5 separate regions of the Mus musculus genome follow, and all the other regions are linked to region 3. A link is a loop called in an ENCODE intact Hi-C map of the cell type or tissue named here. Cell type or tissue: gastrocnemius. All regions are shown on one strand. Region 1 overlaps Laptm4b (lysosomal-associated protein transmembrane 4B). Region 2 overlaps Mtdh (metadherin). Region 3 overlaps Matn2 (matrilin 2). Region 4 holds the start of Matn2 (matrilin 2). Region 5 has its middle 5.9 kb from the start of Gm41290.

Region 1 (5,000 bases), 190 kb before region 3:
TTTTGCCTTGACTATCAAAGGTTTTCAGGAATAAAACATTGATTTGGCTACTAGAGTTTTCCCTCTAATAAATTCCATTCACATATGTGAGATCCACTTGTTACTTGTACAGTTCATTGACAATGACACCAACGTTACTAATCCATATCCCTAAGAAGGTCTGAAACCTCACAGGATTTTCTCTGTCTCTTCCTGGTCCTAGTCAGTGTGTTGGGGTAGGGGCGTAGGCCACTCTACAGACAGGGTCTTATGGTGTGCACCTGAGTTCTCTTCTTGTTCCTTTCATTTAGAAGGCATGATTTTTTACTTTCCTAGTGTTGGAATCTGTAATTGGCTTATGTTTGACTGCTTAACATATCTTAGTCTGTGAATAGACCACATCTTTGTTGTGCATGGAGCTGTTTTAGTTTGGGGCTATTATATGTATATTCAACTCTTCTGAACATTCTTAAGCAATGTTGCTAGACATACGTTTGTATTTCCATTGGGTGGAGCTGTTGCTCATTGGGTGAGGTATGTTTGGCTTACCCAGTGCTAGCCAGTTTTCCAATCTGGTTAGTTCTACCAGTTTGTTTTATTTACTACTAGTGTATGAAGTGCTGATGGTCTCATGGGCCACGGTGTTTGGTGCTGTCAGTCTTAGATTTTAGCATTCCAAGTGGCATGTAGTGCTACACTGCTTTAATTTGCAGGTCCCTCATGAAGAGTGATGTGGAAGAGTTTGACTTTGTTTATGAATCAATTGCATGTCATATAATTTTTATTGGGCTGTCTCATTAATTTGTAGAAACTATTTATGTACTTAGATACCAATTTTTTTTGTTAAATATGTACATGTGACTATAATGTCCCAGACTGTACCTTGTACAAGGTCTTTCTATGTAGTCACAGCTGTCCTGGAACTTGCTTTGTAGACCAGGCTGGCCTCAAACTCACAAGAGATTTGCTGTGTGCCTCTAGTGCTGATGAGATTAAAGACTATGTGCAGCCTGTATGCTCCCTCCCTCCCTCCCTCCCTCCCTGTTCCCTCCCTCCCTCCTTCCTCCCTCCTTCCTTCCCTCCTTCCTCCCTCCTTCCTTCCCTCCTTCCTCCCTCCCTTCCTTCCCTCCTTCCCTTTTTCCCTTTTTTTCCTTCCTTCCTTCCTTCCTTCCTTCCTTCCTTCCTTCCTTCCTTCCTTCCTTCCAGACAGGATTTTTTTGTGTAGCAGCCCTGGCTGTCCTGAAACTCACTTTTTAGACTAGGCTGGACTCATAACTCAGATTCACTCACCTTTGCCTCTAAAGTGCTGGGATTAAATGTGTGTACCACCATGCCAGGCCTCATTTTCTTAATGAGACATTTTGGTGATTAGGAGCTCAAAAGTTCAATTTGTGAAGCTTTTTCTTTAAAAGTTAATACTTTCTGTATCCTATGAAATCAAAGGGTATAAAGATTTTTTTTCCCCTTGAAGCTCTGTGGTTTTAGCTTTTCTGTGAGATAGGAGCTGACATCCATTTTTTTTTTTTTCAAAAAGACCCTTTAAGCTGAGTATGGGAGCACATGCCTGTGCTCTTGGCACTCAGGAGACTGAATCAGGAGGATAGCTGTGAGTTTACAATAGCCTATTAAAATTAAAACCTCGAGAAAGAGAGAAATGTGTAGTTGATTGACTGCTGTGTGTTCTGGAATTTTCTCTCTCTCCATTACAGTAGAATAATTGGTCCCCTGTATTCAAGGGTTTGGGGATGTATCTGTAATAAATGTATGCAATCCATCATTAATTAAATAATACAGTATAATTATGTGTCATTTTACATAGTATTATTAGTTATAAGTAAGCGAAACATGAGTTCTAAAAGAAGATATGCTAGGTTCTAGGCAAATGTTGAGCCATTGTATGTAAGTCTTAAGCATCGAAGGGTTCTGCTACACTCCCCACTGCCCAGGTTTTCCCATACTCGAATATCAGGCCATCCATTTAGACTTTCCAGCTCAATGCCTCTGATTTTACTTTAAAAAAAATTATGTGTATGAATGTCCATCAGCGTGTGTGTATGTGCATACAGTTCTCAGAGGTCGAAAGAGGGTCACAGTTACAGGTCCTCTGGCACTTGGATAGCTGTGATCTATGGTGGGTCCGGGGAACCAAATCCTAGTTTTTTCCAAGAGCACTAAGTGTTTTTAAGTGTTGAGCCATCTTTCCAGTCCTGTCTACTTCTGACACCTTAATCTCTTTATTACAGCTCTGCATCTTGTTGACTTTTCTGTTTGGGTCTCTTGCCCATCATTTCTCTTTCTGAGAATGCTCTGATTAGCTCTCACTTTACTACTGAAATATGACTGATCTGTCTTAAACATTTAGCATCTCTTCACCCCCTTCTCTTCCAGATATCCTTCTTAAAAAGACTTTTTTTATTTATGTGTGTTTATCTGTGCCATGTGTGCAGAAATCCCTGGAAGCCAGAAGAGAGTCCCTGAAGCTAGAAATATAGGCTGTTGTGAGCTCCCAGTGTGGGTGCTGAGGACCTGCTCAGATCCATCCACTGGAAGAGCAGGAAGTCGTCGCTTCCGCCCTGGATGTACTTGTTTGTTTGTTTGTTTGTTTTTAAAAGATTTATTTTATGTAATTGAGTACACTGTAGCTGTCTTCAGACACACCAGAAGAGGGCATTGGATCCCATTAAAGATGGTTGTGAGTCACTATGTGGTTGCTGGGACTTGAACTCAGGACCTCTGGAAGAGCAGCCAGTGCTCTTAGCCACTGAGCCATCTCTCCAGCCCCCCTGAATACACTTTTAAATACAAATGGCTATGACAGTTGCACGCTGTCCTTTTTTTTTTTTTTTCATCTAGAATATATTCACTGGGTAGGTGGCAGTGATCAGCTTACAGGCTGTGAAAGGTCAGGATAGTTGGACTTACTAGCCTTGCCAGCTGGGTCAAGCCTGATGCATTTGGCTTTTGCCTATGAAATTGGCATCCCTTTTAGCAGGCTTTCCTGTCCCCCTTTTAACTTTATTTTTCTTTCATTGTATTTATTAGTATTATTGTTGTTGTTAATTTGTTTTTTGTTTGTTTGTTTTTGTTTTTTGTTTTGAGACAGGGTTTCTCTGGGTAACCTTGGCTGTCCTGTCTTGCACTATACATCAGGCTGGCCTTGAACTAGGAGATTTGTCTGCCTCTGCCTCCTGAGTACTGGGATCAAACAGGCATGGCTACATCCAGCTATCCTGGTCCGCAAAAGCAACCCTGCTTGATAGGTGGCAGTGTAGTCATTTAAGATTAACAGTTTCTTGCTAGCTGCCAGATTATATGACTGCCAGTAAATCCAGAGCCATGTATGGGGTTGACTCTTGGTACTGATAGTCCTTACTGTCTACTGTTCTGCCACACACTCCGGTCGGTCGAGTCAGCTTGACAGGCCGAGAGGCCTGGAAGCCATTCACGAGGCAGAGAGTTTCACGGAAACTCACCTCCTGGAGTCTGGCGTTCTCTTTAACCCATATACTCATACCCTATTCCCGAGTTAGTCTGGTGTATGGATCTACGTGCTCTCTTTTAGTATTATCTTATTATAAGTGCCTTTTAAGATTGAATTCTGACATAGCTAAGCCCACCTGCCCCAGAGACCCATTCCAGACAGACAAAGGGGCCCAGAGGGTCTGCAGCACTGTTCAGCCTGTAAAAGATTGAAATATTATGCTGAGGAGCCAGGATTTTTATTCTCTAGGCAGTGGGGGAACCATTATAAAGTCACAAACAGGAGTGATATTATATAGGATTTTTTTTTTATTGTTGTTGTTTTAAGATAGAATCTCACGCTGTATGTGTATAGCCCTGACTGGTCTGGAACTCATTATATGGTTTAGGCTGGCTTTGAATTTGTGTCAGATGCTCCTTCCTCCGTCTCCCAAGTGCTGAGAGTACAGGTATGGGCTACCATGTCTGGCTAGCCAGCTTTTAGAGAAGATTAAAATGGCAGGGTGTTTCAGAGGGCTACAAATCAGGTCAGGCTGTGTTAACTTATAGCTATGAGACGTAGCAGGTTCTTTTCAGGCAGATCTCATTTGCTGATGGTGTAATGCAGGTGGAGGATTTATGTTAGTTTTTTCTCTGTTGCTGTGTAGCCTCTAACTATCTGATTTGAATCAGTTTGGATACAGCCTCCTCTAGCTGCTGCTCCTCTCTTAAAAAATCAAAGGCAGGGGCTGGTGAGATGGCTCAGTGGGTAAGAGCACCCGACTGCTCTTCCAAAGGTCCGAAGTTCAAATCCCAGCAACCACATGGTGGCTCACAACCATCCGTAATGAGATCTGACTCCCTCTTCTGGAGGGTCTGAAGACAGCTACAGTGTACTTACATGTAATAAATAAATAAATAAAAAAAAAAAAAAAATCAAAGGCAGTTCTGTATAATGCAAGCTGGTAGAGTTGTTTAATGAATATCTATGAAACCTAGTTAGTCCCCATTATGAATAGTTTCCTAATGGTAACCAGTTGTTAGAATTTTTTAAAAGATTTATTGTATGTGTATTTTATGTGCATGCATGTCTGAGCACCACCTGAATGTCTGTTGCCCACAGAGGCCAGGTGTTTGGTCCTCTGGAACTGGAATTGTAGATTGTTGTGAGCTGCTGGGAATTGAACCCAGGCCCTCTACAAGCGTAGCTAGTGCTTTTAACTGCTAAGCCATTTCTCCAGCCCCTGTAAGGATGTTTTGAAGACAAGCTAGACAAAAACAAAAGGTTGCTTTTAAAGCTGTTTGTTAATAGCAAATTTCCATGACCCCTTTAAGCATATCTAACAGAATACTAGGTATTAACTTGATTAAAGTGGGTTTTACATTGCAAAGTATATTATGTTGAAAACCAAAACAAAATCCTTATAATTTGCTTTGTCAACTTTGAATCTTCGTCATGTAGGAGAAAGAGGCCAGAATTCTCCCTTTTCCATCTGCCCGCCCCCTTTCGGGCAGCCTTTTTAAATGTTTTCTCTCTCCCTCTCTCCCTCTCTCCCTCTCTC
Region 2 (5,000 bases), 280 kb before region 3:
AAAGTTGAAATATCATTGATGTAATTACCATGTTTCATTTGTGCATGCATTTTATTGGGGATGGGAGGTTGGAATAATTTATCCAAATCTAATGGTATTATTTCATAGGCTAATCCAGTTTGTATTTGAGTTAAAGATCCCAGAGTGTAGTAATTAATTGCAGCGTTTGGTTTTTCTTAATTAAAAGTAGTCCTCTATTAATATAGTGTGAAATATCAAAATTTAGGATTTAAGTTTAAGGTCTAATGGCTATTTTAAAGTTTTTCTGTAAATTCTTTGCACAAACTAGAATTGGAATTGCTTTCAAAAGACTTGGGGAATGAAAATATGTCATGTGTAAGATGCACTGAGTGTTGTAAATAAAACAGACCATTTTTGTTTTGTTTAAATTGTTACATTCTCTGTGGGAAGGGACTTTGTCCTTTTGTTGTGGTCTAATAAGATATCACGCCTTTGGTTCATGGATTTTACTTTTCCTTTCATTAAAATCATCATTTCAGGCTTTGCCACCAACAAACCAAATATTCAAAGTTACAAACCTCTGAGAATGAGCATGTGCAGCTGGGCAGAGTTATACATTCCTTTAATTCCAGCACTCAGTAGGCAGAGACAGGCAGATCTCTGAAAGTCTCTACACTGTGAGTTCCGGGACATAGTGAGACCCTGTCTGGGGCGTGAAGGGTGGTCAAGAGAAAGAGAATGAGCACTTATGATAGTGTCCTCCATGGGAATCAGCCATAAGTCATCTTAGTAAGTATGACTTTTTTTTTTTTTAGGTTAAAGGAATTAAACTAGAATTTGACGTGCATTAGTTGGTATGTGGTAGATTAACTGCATTGCCAAACAGTAGTGTAGTGACTTATGATAGTTTGCTTCTATTGTATATAAAAATCTGGGTAGATGCAGCGACTTAACATGTGAGTGGGGGGACATTTAGGGGCAACAGGGGCTTGCAAGGAGTTGGTACTGGGAGAAGAGGGGCTGGTATTAGGTTGTAAAGTAAATAAATACTTTCTGTAAGTATTAAAAAATAAATCTGGGGGAGATGGCTCAATCCTTAAAGTGTGGTAGATAACTAAATCCCACATTTAGAAAACCTGGATGTATTAGTGTGAACATGTAATCTCTGTAATAGGGAGGCTTGCCGGCAGCCAGTCTAATCAAATTGTTGAGTTACAAGGTCAGAGAGACCCTGCCTTTATAAAGGTATGAAGAGTTATCTAAGAGGACAGCTGTGTTAATCCCTGGTTTACACACATGCACACCTGCACAAACAAATACATACTCATAACTGGTCGGGGATGTAACCCAGGCCTAGTACACAGTACAGCAGCGAGGATTCTTCTATGTTGATTCCTGGTTGGAAACAGATGGTTTTCACTTCACAATTCTTGTCAGCACCTGAGCCACTTGGAAAAAGCATTTCCCAGAGAATGTTCATAGACATCACTCTGGAGACTTAATTTGCAAAAGGTGCTTGGTCCCATCAGCCATAAAGAATGGGGTGGTAGTGGCCAGGAGTAGCTCTTACTCAAGGTGCCTGTTGACCAGATTCATATTTTATGCTTCTGTTACTGAGGAAGAGACTTGGTATCAGATGCTGCTAGTCTCTAACACAGTCTCTCTGCTGCACCAAAGCACTGATGAGGTCGATTTAGCTTTTCCAGCTGTGCAGAAATTGAAGGCTCTTGGATGCTCTCAATTTCTTTTTTTTTCCCCCCTTGAATCTCACTATGTATCTCCTGCTGTCTTAAATCTCACTCAGGACACCAGGCTTGCCATCTGCCTCTGTCTGCCTTCTAAGTGCTGGGGTTAAAGGCATGCACCACTACCATTAATGGTGTGACCCACACGGTTGGCCCAATTTTCTGTGTAGTAGAGTCCAGAAAGAATTTTTGCTGCTCTGTAACAGCTTGAGAGCTGGGGAGTTGGCTTCAGGTAAGATTGCTCATTGCACAAGCATGACTGACTCCCAGCACTGTAGTGTGAGAAGGAGACGGACACAGTAAGAACAGGGGCCTTGCTGGTGGCAGCCTTGCTGCAAGCTCAGGAAGAGTCCCAGTGTCCTACTCTGGCTTGCACATGTTCATGCCACCACACTAAATAATTGATTATTTACCACACGCTGCAAGTGTTGACTAAATTTTAATGTAAGACATTTTTAAACAAGACAGTGATTTCTAACTCTAGCATCAAGGCATGCATGTGATTTCCCATTGTGGGATTGGTTTTGTTGTTATTGGAGGGAGGATTGGTTTTGTTTATTTTCTGTCTGGTGTTGTGGTTTGGTTTGGTTTGGTTTGGTTTGGTTTGGTTTGGTTTGGTTTGGTTTGGTTTGGTGTTGGATTTTCGAGACAGTTTTTATGTGTAGTTTTGACTGACCTTGAAACTTGCTCTGTAGACCAGGCTGTCCTCAAACTTACAGAAAACCACCTGCCTCTGCCTTCTAAGTCCTGGAATTAAAGGCATACACCACCACTGCCTGGCTTGTGTTTTATTACATTATGTGTTTGGGTACACATGTACTGTGGCACTCATGTGGAGGTTAGAGGACAACTTTCTGGAGATTCTTCTTTCAGGCTTGGGAGCAAGCACTTTACCACAGAATCATCTTGCTGGTCCAGCCATTTTATGTTTGTGTGGTTTCCTTTTCATATGTACCAAAGTATTCAAATTTAATATATGCAACACTTCGAGAAACTTTAAAGCATAATAAATCTACATCTAAACCCACCAGTGTTCTTAAGTGAAATAGTGACAGCATGGGAACATCAGAGGTGAGCTTGACTATTCAGTACTCTCAAATGCCTACCTTGGAAGAAATGACTAAGGGTCCATAGACACTTTTAAGATACTGAACTGATAGCTCCTGGAAAAGTTTCTGAATGTGCATAGATAAAATGGCTAAATCTGAATGATGTTGCCTGGAGGTTAGAGCACAACTGTATGTGATAGAGCCAAGCATAAAGCTCTTCTAGGGGAGCAGCAAGTGCCTCACTTAAAGTGAGGTTCTATGAGGTGTATTATTGAAGATCTGACAAATATCAAAGGGAGTTTGTGGTCATCTTTAGCTATAGAGAGGTTTTGAGGCCAACATGGGCTCTGTAAGGTCCTGCCTGAAAACAAAAATGAAAGAAAAAATTTGTAGGTTTCTATATCATGGATATAGGCAAATATATTCTAACTACAACCCTAAATCTAATTTAACTTTTGACAGGAACAACTTAGCTACAGAAAAATTAAGATGTGACACAACCAAAAATAAACCAATGCAAACAATGGCAGGTGGCTTGCTTTTCGGAGAGGTAAAGAGAGAATACGGACTTTCTCTGGGACAGACTTTTCTAATACAATGCTTACTGGTCAGTCCTGGAATCAGTGTGAAGTTGGAATTTAGCTCAGTGGTAAGATGCTGGCCTGGTAATCACAAGGCCCTCAGTTCTCTTTGCCACCACCACAGGAATGGTAGGGAGTTGACTTCACAGGAATTTCACACACACCAATAAACCGGGAACTCCCTGAACACATAAATAACTCACTGTATTTGTAAGCCTAGTTTTAAATATATATAACTATATATAGAGCTATAAAATGGGACCAAGCTCACTGACTTGCTGCAAGGGAGACAAATCCATGTATCAGTCCAAATTCTAAGTTCAAACATTCAGCAGTTAAGGTCCCTTATAGCTCTTCCAGAGGACTGGAATTTGGTTCCCAGGCAGGGAGACCCACAATTTGCAAGGACTCCAGCTCCAGCTGATCCATTGGCTTCCTTCAGGACTTCCCAAGCAAGATATTTTGAAGCAATATCTCATGTAGCCCAGGCTACTGCTCCCCTCTCCCTCTCCATCCCCACATCTAACAAAATCTCTTAAGTCTCCAAGTAGATAGTTACAGGTAACTGATTAAGAGGAAGAACTGGAGGAGTGTCTGTGACAGGTTTGTCTTTGCTATTAAGCCCTGGATATCTGTTTGGAACAACAGGTTAGGCTTAAGAGGCGTATATAGGAAATCTAGAGACATGACTCAGTGGTTTAGAATGCATGCTGCTCTGCAGAAGACCTGAGTTAAGTTCCCAGCACCCAGGATAAGCCTCTCACAACCACCTGCAATTCCAGCTCCTGTGTGTGCCTGTGTGTTCGCATACACACAAAATCTTTAACATTAGAAATAAATCTGGAAACACCACGAGGGATCACTTTGGCCATGAGCAGTTTCTCCTTCAAGTCAGGCCCTGAGTGCTGTTTTTCAAACAGGAACCTGCAGGTGGCACATCACCAGGTAGACATGCATAGGCAAGCATTGGAAGTCGTTCCTTGCCTGCATTCCAGTGGTTTGCTATCCAAGGTTGTTTCTTTGTATATTTTTCTCTTAAATGGGTCTTTGCTTTTCTCTTGTTCTAATTTCTGACATCATCCAGTACACACATTTGTGTACTGCTTTCTTATTTTCTCTCTCTGGCAACCAAACATGATACCCCCTCAGAATATAACACTTCATATTTTTTATTTATGTGCATGTATATATGCCACATGTGTATAGGTACACTCAGAGGCCAGAAGAGGAAACCAGATCTCCTATAGCTGGAGTAATAGGCAGCTGTGAGCCACCCTATGTGGTTGTTTCTGAAAGCAGCAGACATTTTTGACTGATGAGCATCATCTCTACCTCCCTCCCTCCCCCTATATAATACTAACATGATACAGGCACATGCCTGTAATCCCAGCACTGGGAGATGGAGGTAGGACAGTGTTCAAACCATCGCTTATATATTGCATTTGAAGGGGTGAGAAATGCATTATGTTAATTTTAAAAAAAAAGTGGGAAGGTGGTTCAGTGGGCAAAGTGCTTCTACACAGACCTCAGTCTAAATCTCCAAAATCCATGTCAAAGCTGGCCACAGCACTTTGAGACTAATCCCAACACTGAGGAAGCAGAGACCGGAGTATCCCTAGGACTTGCTGGCCAAGTGCCAGGTCAATGAGACGCTGTCTCAAAAA
Region 3 (5,000 bases):
TAGACTGTTTCTGTTCTGTATGCAAAGAGTATATAGAGGATAGCAGCTTGTGAATTACTCCAGTACCCCTGAAATATGCTGGAGAGACACATGCATGGCATCTGAGTCTTTTCTGATTTCCTTTCTATGATGAATCAATAGATTGAGTAATGAAGACAAGCATTTAATGAAGAAAGAGAAACCCTGGGGCTGGAGAGTTAGCTCAGTGCTTAAGAACACTATCTGTTCTTTCAAAGAACCTGGGTTCAATTCCCAACATCCATATGGTACCTCACAGCTATCTGTGGGTCCAGTTCCAGAAGATCTGAGACATATACAAGCAGGCAGAACGCTCATACACATAAAACAAAATAAAATTTAAAAAGAGAGAACTCAACCCCTAACTATCCCCCTACACACACACACACACACACACACACACACACACACACGCACTCACATTAGCATTTTCTGCTGGCCAGGCATAGAAGTAATTTTGCATATATATGCCTTTACTTGCTCTATTTTTTACTTTACTTTGAAAGGTTAGACAGCTGCTTGATCTATATAAAAAGAGAATATTATAATAACATACTGTAGACTGTTTGAAATAAGATCATCCATTTGGAATTGGTACAATTCTCTTATGCAGCCCTACATACAAAGTCTCTTAGCATCTAAATTGCCTATGTATTTATATAAAGTTTGTCTTTTTACTGTTAACCATCTAAGTTTTCCAAAAATCTCTTTTTAAAGTTACATTCTTTAAGTCTTAATAGGTCAGTAGAGTACTGACCTAGTAAGTACTACTAGTAGTACTGTGCTACCAAATAGATACTACTAGGTTCTTTTATTCTATCAGAATTAATATACATAATACCTATTGTGTGTCAAACATTATGGGCCTCAAAATAAAAGATACTTAGTATGTATTGAAGGAGAATTTAGACTAAGAAAGACACATTGTTTTTGATTGTTCTGTTTTGTTAAGATTTTATTTATTTACTTTATATATATGATGAGTACACTGTAGCTGTCTTCAGACACACCAGAAGAGGGCATCAGATTCCATTACAGATGGTTGTGAGCCACCATGTGGTTGCTGGGAATTGAACTCAGGACCTCTGGAAGAACAGTCAGTGCTCTTAACCACTGAGGCATATCTCCAGCCCAACACATTGTTAAATAATTATCTCACCGCATGGGTACAGCATAGGGTACATTGGATTTAAGCAAAATGGCATTTGACACTTTGTGTTAGTCATTATCATAATCCTGCTGGTGTCCACTGACTTGCACAAAGCAGATGCTCAATACATTGACTTTGGTTGAATAAATTAATGTGTTAGGATATTCAGAGAGTAGCTGACACAGCTGGGTTACTGTGTAAGCTTCTTGAAAGAGGAAATGGCTGAGGAGAAACTAAGCATATCTTCTTCTGTCAGTCAAAACATTAGCACTCATGTATCTGAGCCTCCAGCAATAAAGCAAAAGGAACTGCCAAGGTCTAGCCTAATCCAGTGGTTCTCAACCTGTGGGTCATGACTCCTGTAAGGGTTGACAGAACCTTATAATCATAGCAGTAGCAACATTACAGTTTTGAATATAGTTTTATGGTTGGGGGTCAACACAACCTGAGGAACTGTATTAAAGGGTCACGTCATTAAGAAGGTTGAGGACCACTGGTCTAATCCTTTACTGTACTCTGTGCACAGTAAAGGTCTTGCTGCCAGTAATCAGTGTGTGATTTCCTTTACAACGTGTGTATACTGTGTAGCTTATTTAGGGAAATTACTGGTGTTAGTAATTGGGAACTCACAAATAGAAGAGTATCTGGGAAAATGGTAATTGTGATATCCCCACCTGCCTATCCTGTGTACTAGCTGAAGAACAAAAACCCGGCTCTCTAAGTTCACCTATGCCTCCTGCTGAAGTATGCTTTTTTATCCTTTGTATACACATGTTCTCTAACTTTTTAACCATGTGACCTTTCCTTTCATTCCTATAGGATGCACTGAAGGCCCAATTGACCTGGTCTTTGTGATTGATGGATCCAAGAGCCTTGGAGAAGAGAACTTTGAGACTGTGAAGCACTTTGTCACTGGAATCATAGATTCCTTGGCAGTTTCCCCCAAAGCTGCTCGTGTGGGGCTGCTGCAGTATTCCACACAGGTCCGAACAGAGTTTACCCTGAGGGGCTTCAGCTCAGCCAAGGAAATGAAGAAAGCCGTGACCCACATGAAATACATGGGCAAAGGCTCTATGACTGGGCTGGCCCTGAAACACATGTTTGAGAGAAGTTTTACCCAAGTAGAAGGGGCCAGGCCCCCCTCCACGCAGGTACCCAGAGTAGCCATCGTGTTCACCGACGGACGGGCTCAGGATGATGTCTCTGAGTGGGCCAGTAAAGCCAAGGCCAATGGTAAAATGGGATGGAGGTGTGGTTTATATTACTCAAAGTTTGGGTCTTTTAGATTCACAGCTGGTCTTAATGATTGAGCAACCAATAATTGTTGGCTAAGCCATTAAAAATACACCTTGGCAATACTGCCACCTACAGGCCATAATGGGACCCTGGTGATAACTAAATAAAATGGCCTCACAGCCTGGGTAATCGGATTTACCACCTAGTGTGTGAAGTTCAGTAGAGATAATCACCTCAGCAAGTGTTATTTAACTACAACATACAAGTGTTTTAATGCCCTGGTATGTTTCCTCCAGAGTCACCTGAAGAATTTTTTTAAAGATGGATTTCTGGTGGCAACTTTACTGACACTTTTAACTTTTTTTATTTTTATTTTCACATGCATTGGTGTTTTGCCTACATGTGTGTCTCTATGAGGGTGTGAGGTCCCCTAGAAATGAAGTTAGGGACAGCTTTTATCTACCATATGGGTGTGGGAATTGAACCCAGATCTTCTGGAAGAGCAGCACCTAACCACTAAAACATCACCCGGAACCAAGACACTTTAAAAAAAAAATGGAGAAGAGGAGGAAGAGGGAGGGAGGGATTGGGGAGGAAGGGGGAAGAAGGGGATGGGGTGGGGGAAGAGAGAGAGAAGCAAAGAAACAAAGAGGAAAGATTCTCTTTCCAGTTCAGGCTGACCTGAAACACTCGATGTAGCACAGAACAGCTTCAAACTCATTGCCTCAGCCTCCCTAGTACTTGAACTACAAGCATGAATAGATTTTTGATCAAGTCTTTAAGTGAATATTCTGAAGTCATGAAGTCTTTGGATAGAGACCTATGTTGGCAGAAACCTGGCTTTTGAAAAGAACAAAGTTGAATGGGTCCAAGTTCCTATTGCTCCGCAAAGCTCAACTCTTTCTCTGGGGTTTTCCTGACTTTGTGTATTCTACAGGGAGGGTTTGAAGGATGACTTTATTTGCATAGATGTGGAAGAGTGTGGCCTTTGATTCATGAGAGGCCAAAAGCCAGGATGGGTGTTGGAGCTAGTTCATGATGATTATATATGGATTTCATCTGGTGCGATGAGAAGACTCAAGGTCGTAAAGCAGCCTGCTTCCAAGCCAACCTCCTTCAAGTACTGAAGGCGCATTGCTAAGAAGAAGAATGCACGCAGTCCCATGGGAGATTCTCTAGAATCTGTGCCTAAATGGGCCCAGATGTAGATGACTGACAGTTGCTCAGTCTATAAAAAACAGGAGTACTCTTGGATCTATTAGCAAACTCCATCCTCCCTCACAAAATTGCTGATGGTTTCCAAACCATTTTTTTTTAATGAAAGAGTCCATTTTATAGGCTTTTCTTACCTCAGTGTTCAGTCTTTCCCTGACCAAGAGTGAGGGAGCCTTTAGAGTTGTCTATCCCCAGGATCGCCTGATCTTAGTAGTTTATAAAACCGGTTGTTCACTCTAGACTAGCTTGCTAGAGCTCAAGTATAACCCATAAGCCCTGGTAGACTGCATTCTTAAAAAGTACTAGGCAAGAGTCTTTTCCTCCCAAAACAGTAATTGTCCTTTTATTAGATTCATTGAAACTAACCCACCTTACATTTCCACATTCAAATTGCTTCAAATTGCCCAACGACAGCTAGTAAAAGCAGATTATTTAGTTCTTGAATCAGCCAGGCTTATCCAAAATGACATCCTCTTAATGAATTCAGTTTCTCTGGGCGAAACTAAATATGACCTTGAACAAGCAGTTTCCCTCTTGGGAATGCTCCTTTGAAATTTCAGGAAGATATTTTAAGTTTCTTCTTTATCCTGACTGGGAATTCCAGTGGTCTGCAGACTCACCTCTTTATCTTTTCATTTCTGTTCAAGACAATGCCCCACCCCACCCATCCATTCAAGAAAGGTGGGCAGAAGGCAGCTCCATTTGGCCCCAAGACAGTTAAGATTTTTCTCATTTCCTTTTGAGGTTAGACCATCCAAGCACTCAAAAGGCTGGGTCAGGGGGATAACAGCCCAGGTTTCAGGCCAGCCTTAGCTATATGGTAAGGGCCTATTTTGTTTGTAAACTAAATAATGTTATAAATTAACCTGCTTAGAATTTTCCCAGAAAACTCCATTTTACCAAGCTGTGAGACTTTTTTCCTACCGTCCAGAGGCCAATTCAGGAGTACAACGAATATTTGTTACTTGAACCCCCCTTGAGAGCTAATCAATAAATCTGTGCCTTAGGGCTGGTGAGATGGCTCAGTGGGTAAGAGCGCCCGACTGCTCTTCCGAAGGTCCAGAGTTCAAATCCCAGCAACCACATGGTGGCTCACAACCATCTGTAACAAAATCTGACTCCCCCTTCTGGTGTGTCTGAAGACAGCTACAGTGTACTTACATATAATAATAAATAAATCTTTAAAAAAAAAAATCTGTGCCTTAGCTATCTACCCCCTTCTAGACACTGCATCTCTAGAATCCTCTTTTGTTCATAGGTCCACAATAAAAGTGTTAGAAACTATAAATGGGTTGTTAGTATTGATGTTTCAAGTCCACAACTTAATACCTAACTGACTTTGGGCACAGCACAATGTACAGATGGTGGGAATGCAATGGTA
Region 4 (5,000 bases), 120 kb before region 3:
GCCATCCCAGATTGGTAATCCCAGAGTCTGGGAGTTAGCTCGGTTCCCTGCTACTGATCAGTCCTGTTTTCTCTCTGTCTCTCCTAGGATGGCCACTATCTCAGGTAATGTTTCCTCTCTTAAGGAAGTTATAGAAATCCTCCCTTCTGGGCTGGAAAGATGACTCAGCAGTTAAGAGCACCGACTGCTCTTCTGGAGATCCTGGGTTCAAATCCCAGCACCCACATGGTGGTTCACAACCATCCGTAATGACATCTGACGCTCCTCTGCTGTGTCTGAAGACAGCTACAGTGTACTTATATATAGTAATAAATAAATGCTTAAAAAAAGAAATCTTGCCTTCTATAATTTTTTATTAGATATTTTCTTCATTTACATTTCAAATGCTATCCCCAAAGCCCCCTATACCCTCCTCCTGCCCTGCTCCCCAACCCACCCACTCCTGCTTCCTGGTCCTGGCATTCCCCTGTACTGGGGCATATGATCTTCGCAATACTAAGGGCCTCTCCTCCCATTGATGGCCGACTAGGCCATCCTCTGCTACATATGCAACTAGAGACACAGCTCTGGGGAGTACTGGTTAGTTCATATTGTTGTTCCTCCTATAGGATTATAGACCCCTTTAGCTCCTTGGGTACTTTCTCTAGCTCCTTCATTAGGAGCCCTGTGATCTATCCAATAGATGACGGTGGGCATCCACTTCTGTATGTGCCAGGCATTGGCATAGACTCACACAAGAGAGCTATGTCAGGGTCCTGTCAGCAAAATCTGTCTGGCATATGCAATAGTGTCTGGGTTTGGTGGTTGTATATAGGATGGATCCCCGGGTGGGTCAGTTTCTGGATGGTCTTTCCTTCTGTCTTAGCTCCGAACTTTGTCTCTGTAACTCCTGTCTCTGTAACACAATGGAGTACTACTCAGCAATTAAAAACAATGAATTCATGAAATTCTTAGGCAAATGGACGCATCTGGAGGGTGTCATCCTGAGTGAGGTAACCCAATCACAAAAGAACACACATGGTATGCACTCACTGATAAGCGGATATTAGCCCCAAAACTTAGAATATACAAGATACAATTTGCAAAACACATGAAACTCAAGAAGGAAGACCAAAGTGTGGATACTTTGTTCCTTCATAGAATGGGGAACAAAGTACCCATGGAAAGATTTAAGTTTTTGAGTCTGATCTGAACTAGCATCTTAATGGCCTTTCCCATCCCAGTGGCTGGTCCAGGGCCAGTGGATACTAGTAATATGAATTGGCGCTGGTGGGGCTGTCCTAGACTGCCAAGACAACTTCTGGCTGTGTCATCAGTCATCTTAAGTCTCACCACTTCTTTCTTCATCATCGTGCTCCATGGATGCCTCCCGAAGAAAATGATTCTCAATTCATGTTATATGACTCCAGCTGTGTCTCCTGTTACCAGGAAACCCTCACCCCACTTCACTCCCGCCCCAGACCCACACGCTCCCTAAAGTCTCCAGTTACTCCAACCTCTGGAGATCCATTCATTCCACAGGGACTAGGGATGCACCAGGAGTCTGAGGGTGGCAGCAGGCAAGGAGAGCGTCTTTGGCCCCGAGCTGGGGGCTGCCTGTAGCGTGGGGCAGCTCTGACTGCTGCCTCTCCCCGCCTTCCCCGTCCCCAAAGAGGACACCCCTCCTTCCGCCCGCCCGCTTCCAACCCTTGTACGGCACCGCCTCCTCGCGCCGCCCTTTCAGGGAGCCTCCCAGGCAGCCAGCAAGCGCGGAGAGCGCACTGGGATGGGACTTGAAGGCGGCTTCTCAGGACACGGCGCTGGCGCGGGATTCTTGTTCGCGTCCGGGGATCGGTGCCCAAGGAGCTCTGCGGTCCTCTGCGGGGCGAGGCGGCGGACCACGGAGACTGACACTCACAGCTGCTCCCCTGTCTCTCTTCCCGGGTGTCGGCGGCGGTGGCTGCAGGTGAGCGCGGCGCGCTGACCCGGGAGCAGATGACCCACTGACCGACAGACGCAAAATCTGTCCCTCTCCTGGGGGACCCGCTGTCTCCCTGTGGAGAGTGGGAGAGAAAGGCGGCGCTGCAGGTCCCCTCGGCCGGGAGAAGTCCCGCCACGCCGGGCCAGGCGCGGGACACATGGGGCGGCAGTAGTACCCGAGGGCCCCGCGGGGGCGCTGTGCTTCGCTGCAGGGACACTCAGAACCCCTCCACACTGACCAGGGAATAGGGACTTGTTGAGTGGGTTTGCAGTGACAATCCTATCTACCAGGTAGAAAATAACTTGGTTCCTCCTGTAGGCTGGTACCTCAAGACCAGTGTCATCTAGATTTCCTTTGCTTTCTGTGTCCAGCTCTGGCTTCCTTGTATTTCGGAAGAGGGATAAGAAGAGGGCATTTTGTGTTGCTGGAAAACTGGACGACAGTTTGGGGAGAGGACAGAAAAATATGGGGACAAACCCTTGTAAGGTCTCCCGGAGTTGGTGTTCTGGAGATACTGTACAGTAATCACTGTGGCGCTCCCACAGTGCATCTACAGGATGCAATTCCCATTAGCCTTTGAGGAATGGACAACGAAGCTGTAAGGGTAAAGGACAGAGGTTTGGGAATCAGCAGGCCTCGTTCAAACCCCAGCTGCCAAGTTTACAGGCTGGAGTACTTGGAGACAACCAGCAACACAATGCCTCAATTTTCTCATGCATCTAGAGGGGATTATAATGCCTACAGGATTAAATGAGATTTCATTGAAGTACAGAGAATAGTTCTAAAAGTCTCTTACTGCTAGTGAACTCTGCTACCCACCTTTCTAGAAAAGGAAGGAATCTGTGTGAACACTGAATTCATCCCCTCCCTAATTCTAGGACAAAACCTTTTGAGGGATGCTCTAAGATGGCAGATAATGTATATGTGTTAGTGGAATTTTTGTGCAAATGTCCATTCGAGAACATTCCCTGCCTGCTTGCTTGCTTGCTTTCTTTCTTTCTTTCTTTCTTTCTTTCTTTCTTTCTTTCTTTCTTTCTTTCTTCCTTCCTTCCTTCCTTCCTTCCTTCCTTCCTTCCTTCTTTCTTTCTTTCTTTCTTTCTTTCTTTCTTTCTTTCTTTCTTTCTTTCTTTCTTTTTTTTCAAGACAGGGTTTCTCTGTATAGCCCTGGCTGTCCTGGAACTCACTTTGTAGACCAGGCTGGCCTCGAACTCAGAAATCCGCCTGCCTCTGCCTCCTGAGTGCTGGGATTAAAGGCATGCACCACTACGCCCGGCCCTGCCTTCTTTCAAAGTGATAATTTCACAAAGCCAGCCAAGATACCAAGGTGAGTTTGTAGCCAGGAAGGTTTCCTCTAAGCTTCCTGTTTATTCTGTTTAGAAGGTTTCCTCTAATGTTTGTTCTCTTAGAAACTCCATTGAAGAAGGAAAGGCTGCAGGTTTTCATCTTCTATCTCCCTTCTGTTCCTGCTTTCATTTCAGTTGACAGACTTCAGCTTCAGACCCCCACATAACCAGCCAGATCTCTTCTATAAACCCAGGTTTTGGAGGTTCTGGCTTCCAGAGTCCAGACCCAGGTGGTCAAGAGGCATGGGGCCTGAAGTTCATCGCTGAGGATATCATAGCATAATTGAAACCTGAGACAGCCTTGGATAACAGGCAGGTCAAACTCCTATTAGCTAAGACCACGCATGTCTGACAGCAAAAGGCTAGGTGAAAGCTGAGCATGGTGGTGCATGTCTATAACCCAACACTTGAAATGCAGAGAGGCAGGAGGGTCCGAAGTTCAAAATCATCCTTGATTACATAGTAACTCTAAAACAAACCTGGACTACATGAAACCCTTTCTCCAAAAACCAAAAGGGGAAAAAAAAAAGACAATTGGAATGAGGCTCAAGATTTTAAGAAAGGCAAAGAGATGTTGCTCCTTGAAAGACAAGGAAGAAAAATGAGCCACTGGAGAGTCTGAAAAACAATTTCCAGTTTGCCTAGAAGCAGTTCTTATTGGTAACTGAGAGAAGGCACCGAGATATGGGAGTGTGAAGGAAAGAGGGGGAGAAAGCTTGGTCTCAGGGGAAGCTGAGTGAGTGAGCAGTGACCAAGGAGATGCTGGGATAGATAGAGCTCAATGGAGAGGTAACACCAGCCCCGCCAGCAAGGGCCTTTCCAGAAGTTGCTCTGGCATTTGCTTGCTGGTTCTATCCCATGCACAATCTCCTTTCCCGGGAGTCCCAGTTCTCTGGGGGAAGCTAAGCGGGATTTCCTTCCCTGTCTAAGGGAACAAACACGGGGGATGACATACACAGCTCTAGGGATGGCTGATACCCCAGAGAGTGGTGTACATCGTGTTGCTAGGAAACAGTGCCAGGATGCTCTTCCAAGAGCTCTCAGAACTCCAGCTCATTTTAGCAGTGCCTCAGAGAGTCTGGGTGTGTAAGGCCTAGACTGCAAAATTGGCTGCAGCCATGGAAGAGGTTAGGAGACAGGAAGGAAGCCGAGAGGAAAAAGTGAAGTGTGTGCATTCCTGAATGTGGTCAGGATGCAGAGGGCAGATGGAAACTGGTCTAGGTGTAGACAGCTACTAAGCCAAGGAGTCACTCTGACCATGAAAGGACTTGAGGAAGAGAAGATGAGCTCCTTGCTGGACTAGCTGAGTCAGCAGCCCATCTTCACCTCTAGTTGGAAGTCACAGACAACATGTCAGGTTAACCCAGTAATAACCAGGGTGTGAAGTGTCGAGCTGCCTATGGGTAGTCTTTATGTTCTAGCATGCATTGGCTTCCGGTTTGCTGGCCATGCAGGAGATGGCAGTTCTGATAATAGGTGGAAGGAAGATAGGAAAGGCCCAGCTCTGAGATTTAGTCTCAGCATGGCCTGATTATATGTGAATACTTAGAGTGAAGGACACAGTTGCCGAACTGATGTCATCTCTCTGATTGCCTGAGAGGTTTCGGGGGGCCGGGGGGGGGGTTTCTTCATTGTTTTACCAGTCAACTAGCTCTGAAGCCTTGGAGGGTCTCTAGCTATAAACTTTAGCGTTCTGT
Region 5 (5,000 bases), 390 kb before region 3:
AAGGATAGAAAATACAGCCCCAACTCTAGCCTCCTAAGAAGCCCTAAATACCACAAATTCCAGACCCTGCTCCCTGCCATTATATAAGTAAAAGGTCACACTTCTTGCTGCTCCAGGGCCTGCTTTCTGTGATCCTAGCCTAGTAAGAGAACAGGAAATGAGTTAACTAACCACTTATCTAGCTTCTGTAAATTGCTTGCACCATAGAAGGAAAGATTATACACTGAAACTTTGATTCAAGGCCCCAGCTCCCTCCCCCACCCCCCCCACCCCCCCCCCGCCCAGGAACCCAAGCAAATTCGGACCTCCTAGGCTAAAGGAAACTGATTGGCCCTCGGAGCGTGGACTTGATGATTTAAAATGATTGGCCTAGAAACTATGGAGTGGTACAAATCGATTGACCCACACTGCACGAGCTCTTGATGCTGTGACATGATTGGTTTGTGAAGCACGGGCTTTGTTGTAACTCCATAAAAGCTATCCCAATTCTGCACTCGTGGTCCTTGGTCCTCTACCCCTGCTGATGTACGACTGTGGGCCCCAGAGTATGCCTGGAATAAAAACTCCTCTTGTGGTTTGCATCAAGGTCGTTTCTTGTGAGTGATTTAGGTTGTCGCCTCTCCTGAGTCAGAACATGGGGGAGTCCTCATTTTGTGGGTCTTTCAGAAGGAAGAGGACAAAGATGAGCTAGAGGGTCATAGAGCAACCAGTAATCCAGGCAGTACAAAGCTATTAAACTATAGACCCATAAGTCCATATTATTCTTTAAATTGTTAAAACAGAGCCAGGCAGTGGTGGCACACACCTTTAATCCCAGCACTTGGGAGGCAGAGGCTGGCGGATTTCTGAGTTCGAGACCAGCCTGGTCTACAGAATGAGTCCCAGGACAGCCAGGGCTACACAGAGAAATCCTGTCTCAAAAAAAAAAAAAAGTGTTAAAACAGGGCTAGGAAAGCAACACAGGAAAGTCCTACGATCAACTTCCTAAACCACAAAGGAGCTCAACTGATAAAGACGCTTGCTGCCTTGACCATCTGAGTTTGATCTCTAGAACCCACACAGTGAGTAGAAAACCAACTCCCAGAAGGCACCCTCTGGCCTCACTCATGTGCCCATAAACAGACATCAACACATGTGCCCATACACAGACCTCACACATGTTCCCATACACAGCCCTCACACAAAGTTTAAAAATATTTAAATGCTTCCTTTTCTTAAAGATTTATTTATTTATTTATTTATTTATTATATGTAAGTACACTGTAGCTGTCTTCAGACACTCCCAGAAGAGGGCATCAGATTTTGTTATGGATGGTTGTGAGGCACCATGTGGTTGCTGGGAGTTGAACTCAGGACCTTCAGAAGAGCAGTCAGTGCTCTTAACCACTGAGCCATCTCACCAGCTCCTATTTAAATGCTTCTAAATGCTACTTTAAAAGTGGTTTGGAGCCAGGCGTGGTGGCAACGCCTTTAATCCCAGCACTTGGGAGGCAGAGGCAGGTGGATTTCTGAGTTCGAGGCCAGCCTGGACTACAAAGTGAGCTCCAGGACAGCCAGGGCTATACAGAAAAACCCTGTCTCAAAAAACCAAAATAAATAAATAAATAAATAAATAAATAAATAAATAAATAAATAAATAAGTGGTTTGGATAGCTAATTAAGTTAAAATCATTTTCTTCTTGTTATGTTTTAATGCATTTTTCACTCTGTCATGTATACTATACGTTATATCTATAAGACAAAGTTTAATGTTCACACCTTTTGTCAAGTGATAGCAATCGAGGAATCTATCCTCGGGGGATAATATAAGCCATGAATTGATCTGATGTTACATTATTATTATTTACAGTAGAGGGGGAGGGAGAGAGAGACAGAGAGGGAAGAGGGAGAGAGGAAGGAAGAGAGACAGAGAAGGGGAGGGCGAAAGGAAGGGAAGGACGGAGAGGAGGGACAGAAAAGAAGAAGTGGGAAATAGAGAGTGGGGAGGGAGGGAGAGACACAGAGAGAGAGACTGAGACAGAGACAGAATATTTGCTTATGGCCATTTCCTGGATCCTTTAAAGAGCACAGAAGTTTCTAACTGCAATGTAGAAAAATGCCACTGAGTGGCAGCAAGGAGCTGGACCAGTGGTTCCCTTCAAGGCTGACTTGCAAACCTTAGAGCCCAATGCTGGTGAATGTTCACTAAGGGTCTTTTTCACAGTGATTTCAAAACAACAACAAAGGTCTTAACTCCAAACTTCTTTTAGGGGCTTGGCCTACAAGTAAAAGTGTCTGACCTCTTGTGTTCAAATTCTGGAGCCCACAGTGAAAGACCATCAGTTCCTGAAGGTTATCCTCTGACTTCAGCTCAGGAGCCCTCAGGTACAGCATGTACACACACACACACTCACACACACACAACACTCAACACACACATGTACACACACAAAATATCAAAATTAAAGTATTTTAAAACTAACAATATAAAAAGACCTATTAGTTTGGGATGTCTAAAGAATCAACATTAGTGCAAACCAGAATCACTTTGCTAGATAGTAACTAGATCAAGGAAAGATAGGTAGATAATTGATGGATGGATGGATGGATGGATGGATGGATGGATGGATGGATGGGCAGGCAAACACATGCATTCATAGTAGATAGATTTGGTAAAGAACTGACTCACATAACTATAATAGCTTGAAAGTCCCATGAGTCACAGAGACCAAGGATTCCAAAGTTCCTTGCCTGAGAGCCAGGACAGCTGTTGGTATAAGCTCCAAAGTTCATGTGTGAAAGCAAGATTAGCTAAGTGTCCTGACTGGAAGACATAGACAAAACTCACCTCCTGTCCCATCATGCTTGTTCTAATCAAGTCTCTGGTGACTTAGGTGAGGCTCCTGTTAGAGCATTCTGGCTTCCATTCCACTGGTTTAAATGCATAACTCCATACACATGTTAATGTGGAACCAGTGGCCCAGTCAATCTCACACATAAGCAAGAGCATCTAGGCATAGCAAAGTCTAAGTGCAGAGAGAGCTTCAGGGCCACTTCCATACACTGTACCCTATTAGTAGTAAGATCTGTATTGACATGAAAGAAGATGTGTTACATCCTAATTTAAGTGTGTGGGGAGGGAGGTAGAGGCAGATTACAAAGTACTAACATGCAAAGTCAATTGATTTTTAATAATTTAACATATTTTTATATATTAAAAGTACAGAGGGACTCAGCGGGTAAGAGCACTGACTGCTCGGGCTGGTGAGATGGCTCAGTGGGTAAGAGCACCCGACTGCTCTTCCGAAGGTCCAGAGTTCAAATCCCAGCAACCACATGGTGGCTCACAGCCATCTGTAATAAGATCTGACTCCCTCTTCTGGTGTGTCTGAAGACAGCTACAGTGTACTTACATATAATAATAAATAAATCTTTAAAAAAAAAAAAAAGAGCACTGACTGCTCTTCAGAAGGTCCTTAGTTCAAATCCCAGCAACCACATGATGGCTCACAAACACACATAATGAGATCTGACGCCCTCTTCTGTTGCATCTGAAGACAAATACAGTGTACTTATTTATAATAATAAATAAATCTTTGGGCCAGAACAAGCAGGGGCTGAGCAAGCAGAGTTGACCAGAGAGAACAGGGCTGACCAGAGCGAGCAGAAGTCTTAAAAAGTTCAATTCCCAACAACCACATAAAAGCTCACAACCATCTGTACAGCTACAATGAATTCATATACATAAAATAAATAAATAAATCTTTAAAAAAAAGTACAGGACACTGATTTGGGTGGCTCACACCTTTAATCACAGAACTCAGAAGGCTGAAGGAGGGGAATCTCTTTGAGTTCCAGGAAGCCAGGATTAGCTAGTGAGGCTGTCTAAAATAAATAATACCACTTAACCATGTTATTGTGAAGATTTCATGGGGTCTCCAGGAAAGGGCCCAAGAACAGTATCTGACATACTGACATATAGTATAGCAAGCTCTCAGTAGCTTTTAGCTACCAATAGTATGTAATCTCATTGCCTTTTATTTATTATTTCAAAATAGGGTTTCTCTGTATACTAGCCCTGGCTTTCCTAGACTCACTTTGTAGACCAGGCTAGCCTCAAACTCACAGAAATTCCCCTGCCTCTGTTGAGATTAAAGGTATGCACTACCATGCTTAACCTCTCATTACCTTTTAAAAGTAACATATATAAGTATGTATGAATGTATGTATGTATGTATTTGAACATGAGAACTCTCTAGGAAAAAATATGGAATTGTTTTGAGATCTGGTTAATATAGTAGCACACAGTTTTGTGATCATTTCAGAGGAAATTCTGATGGTGATGCTGTACATTCAGACGCTAAGCACAGGTACGGAACAATGACTTACATGTCTCTAAGAAAAAAATAAAGTCCAGAAAGTAACTGCTTTGATAGCATGGGGACCTGAGTTATAATCCCATCACCTGTGTTAGAGCCAGATGCAGTGATGCACATCTGTAGCCCAGCAACACACACACACACACACACACACACACACACACACACACACACACACACACTGTAAGACTCCGGGGAGCCTTACCTTACTGGGGACCCCCTGAGTGAACCACGGAGAGCCAATATTGATGCAAAAAGCAAGAGGAATTTATTGTTCCAGTGCACTAGGGTTGTCCCAGACCCAAAGGAGAGACTGTGACCCCTAGCAACCATTCGGCAAGTTTTTATATGGTTTCCAGGGGCAGAATGGAGCATCAGCAACTAGGCACAATATGATTAGCTGAACAGTGCACTCTTTAAATTGATTGGTCTTTAGGGAATGAGGTGACAAGGACTTCCCTCATCTGAAAGTGGACAATGGTCTGTCCTGCAAAATGTGTCCCCACCTGCAGGTCGGTTCTGCCCTGTTGTCTGAAAAATGTTAATTAGACTCGCCCTTCTGAAGGGGCAAGTGTTTCATGACCTTCCCAAAGTTTTTAAGCTGACCCTTTCAACACCACATGCTCAAACTCTGGGGAGAGG

What was found. Hi-C counts contacts between places; a loop is a spot of excess contacts. Peaks named below come from ENCODE experiments on the same cell type or tissue, not always from the same donor. Only the 100,000 strongest peaks of a DNase experiment are listed, where the experiment ranks them.
Region 1: a loop joins it to region 3, with 6 times the contacts of the local background. A loop is called at or near these places in 18 of 42 quality-filtered maps.
Region 2: a loop joins it to region 3, with 3 times the contacts of the local background. A loop is called at or near these places in 11 of 42 quality-filtered maps.
Region 4: a loop joins it to region 3, with 5 times the contacts of the local background. A loop is called at or near these places in 21 of 42 quality-filtered maps.
Region 5: a loop joins it to region 3, with 4 times the contacts of the local background. A loop is called at or near these places in 21 of 42 quality-filtered maps.

Annotation. Positions count from the first base shown.
Region 1 is chr15:34,240,420-34,245,419 of GRCm38, forward strand. All of the region lies in intron 1 of Laptm4b (lysosomal-associated protein transmembrane 4B), which reads left to right. Among named protein-coding and RNA genes, the nearest start is that of Laptm4b, 4.9 kb to the left of the region's middle. In gastrocnemius, a CTCF peak has its summit at 483; no DNase peak of the experiment used is centred here; H3K27ac peaks cover 2,356 bases.
Region 2 is chr15:34,143,149-34,148,148 of GRCm38, forward strand. It overlaps Mtdh (metadherin), which reads left to right. Exons shown (of 12, transcript NM_026002.5): 12 at 1-389. Among named protein-coding and RNA genes, the nearest start is that of Gm38594, 20 kb to the right of the region's middle. In gastrocnemius, no CTCF peak of the experiment used is centred here; DNase peaks (open chromatin) are centred at 1,909 and 4,962.
Region 3 is chr15:34,426,447-34,431,446 of GRCm38, forward strand. It overlaps Matn2 (matrilin 2), which reads left to right. Exons shown (of 19, transcript NM_001358780.1): 14 at 1,988-2,401. Among named protein-coding and RNA genes, the nearest start is that of Rpl30, 14 kb to the right of the region's middle. In gastrocnemius, a CTCF peak has its summit at 2,537 (motif pointing left); a DNase peak (open chromatin) is centred at 2,519.
Region 4 is chr15:34,304,964-34,309,963 of GRCm38, forward strand. It overlaps Matn2 (matrilin 2), which reads left to right and starts at 1,718. Exons shown (of 19, transcript NM_001358780.1): 1 at 1,718-1,945. In gastrocnemius, a CTCF peak has its summit at 2,140; DNase peaks (open chromatin) are centred at 1,738 and 2,098; H3K4me3 peaks cover 1,600 bases; H3K27ac peaks cover 1,541 bases.
Region 5 is chr15:34,041,203-34,046,202 of GRCm38, forward strand. No RefSeq gene overlaps it. Among named protein-coding and RNA genes, the nearest start is that of Gm41290, 5.9 kb to the left of the region's middle. In gastrocnemius, a CTCF peak has its summit at 2,107; a DNase peak (open chromatin) is centred at 2,109; H3K27ac peaks cover 922 bases.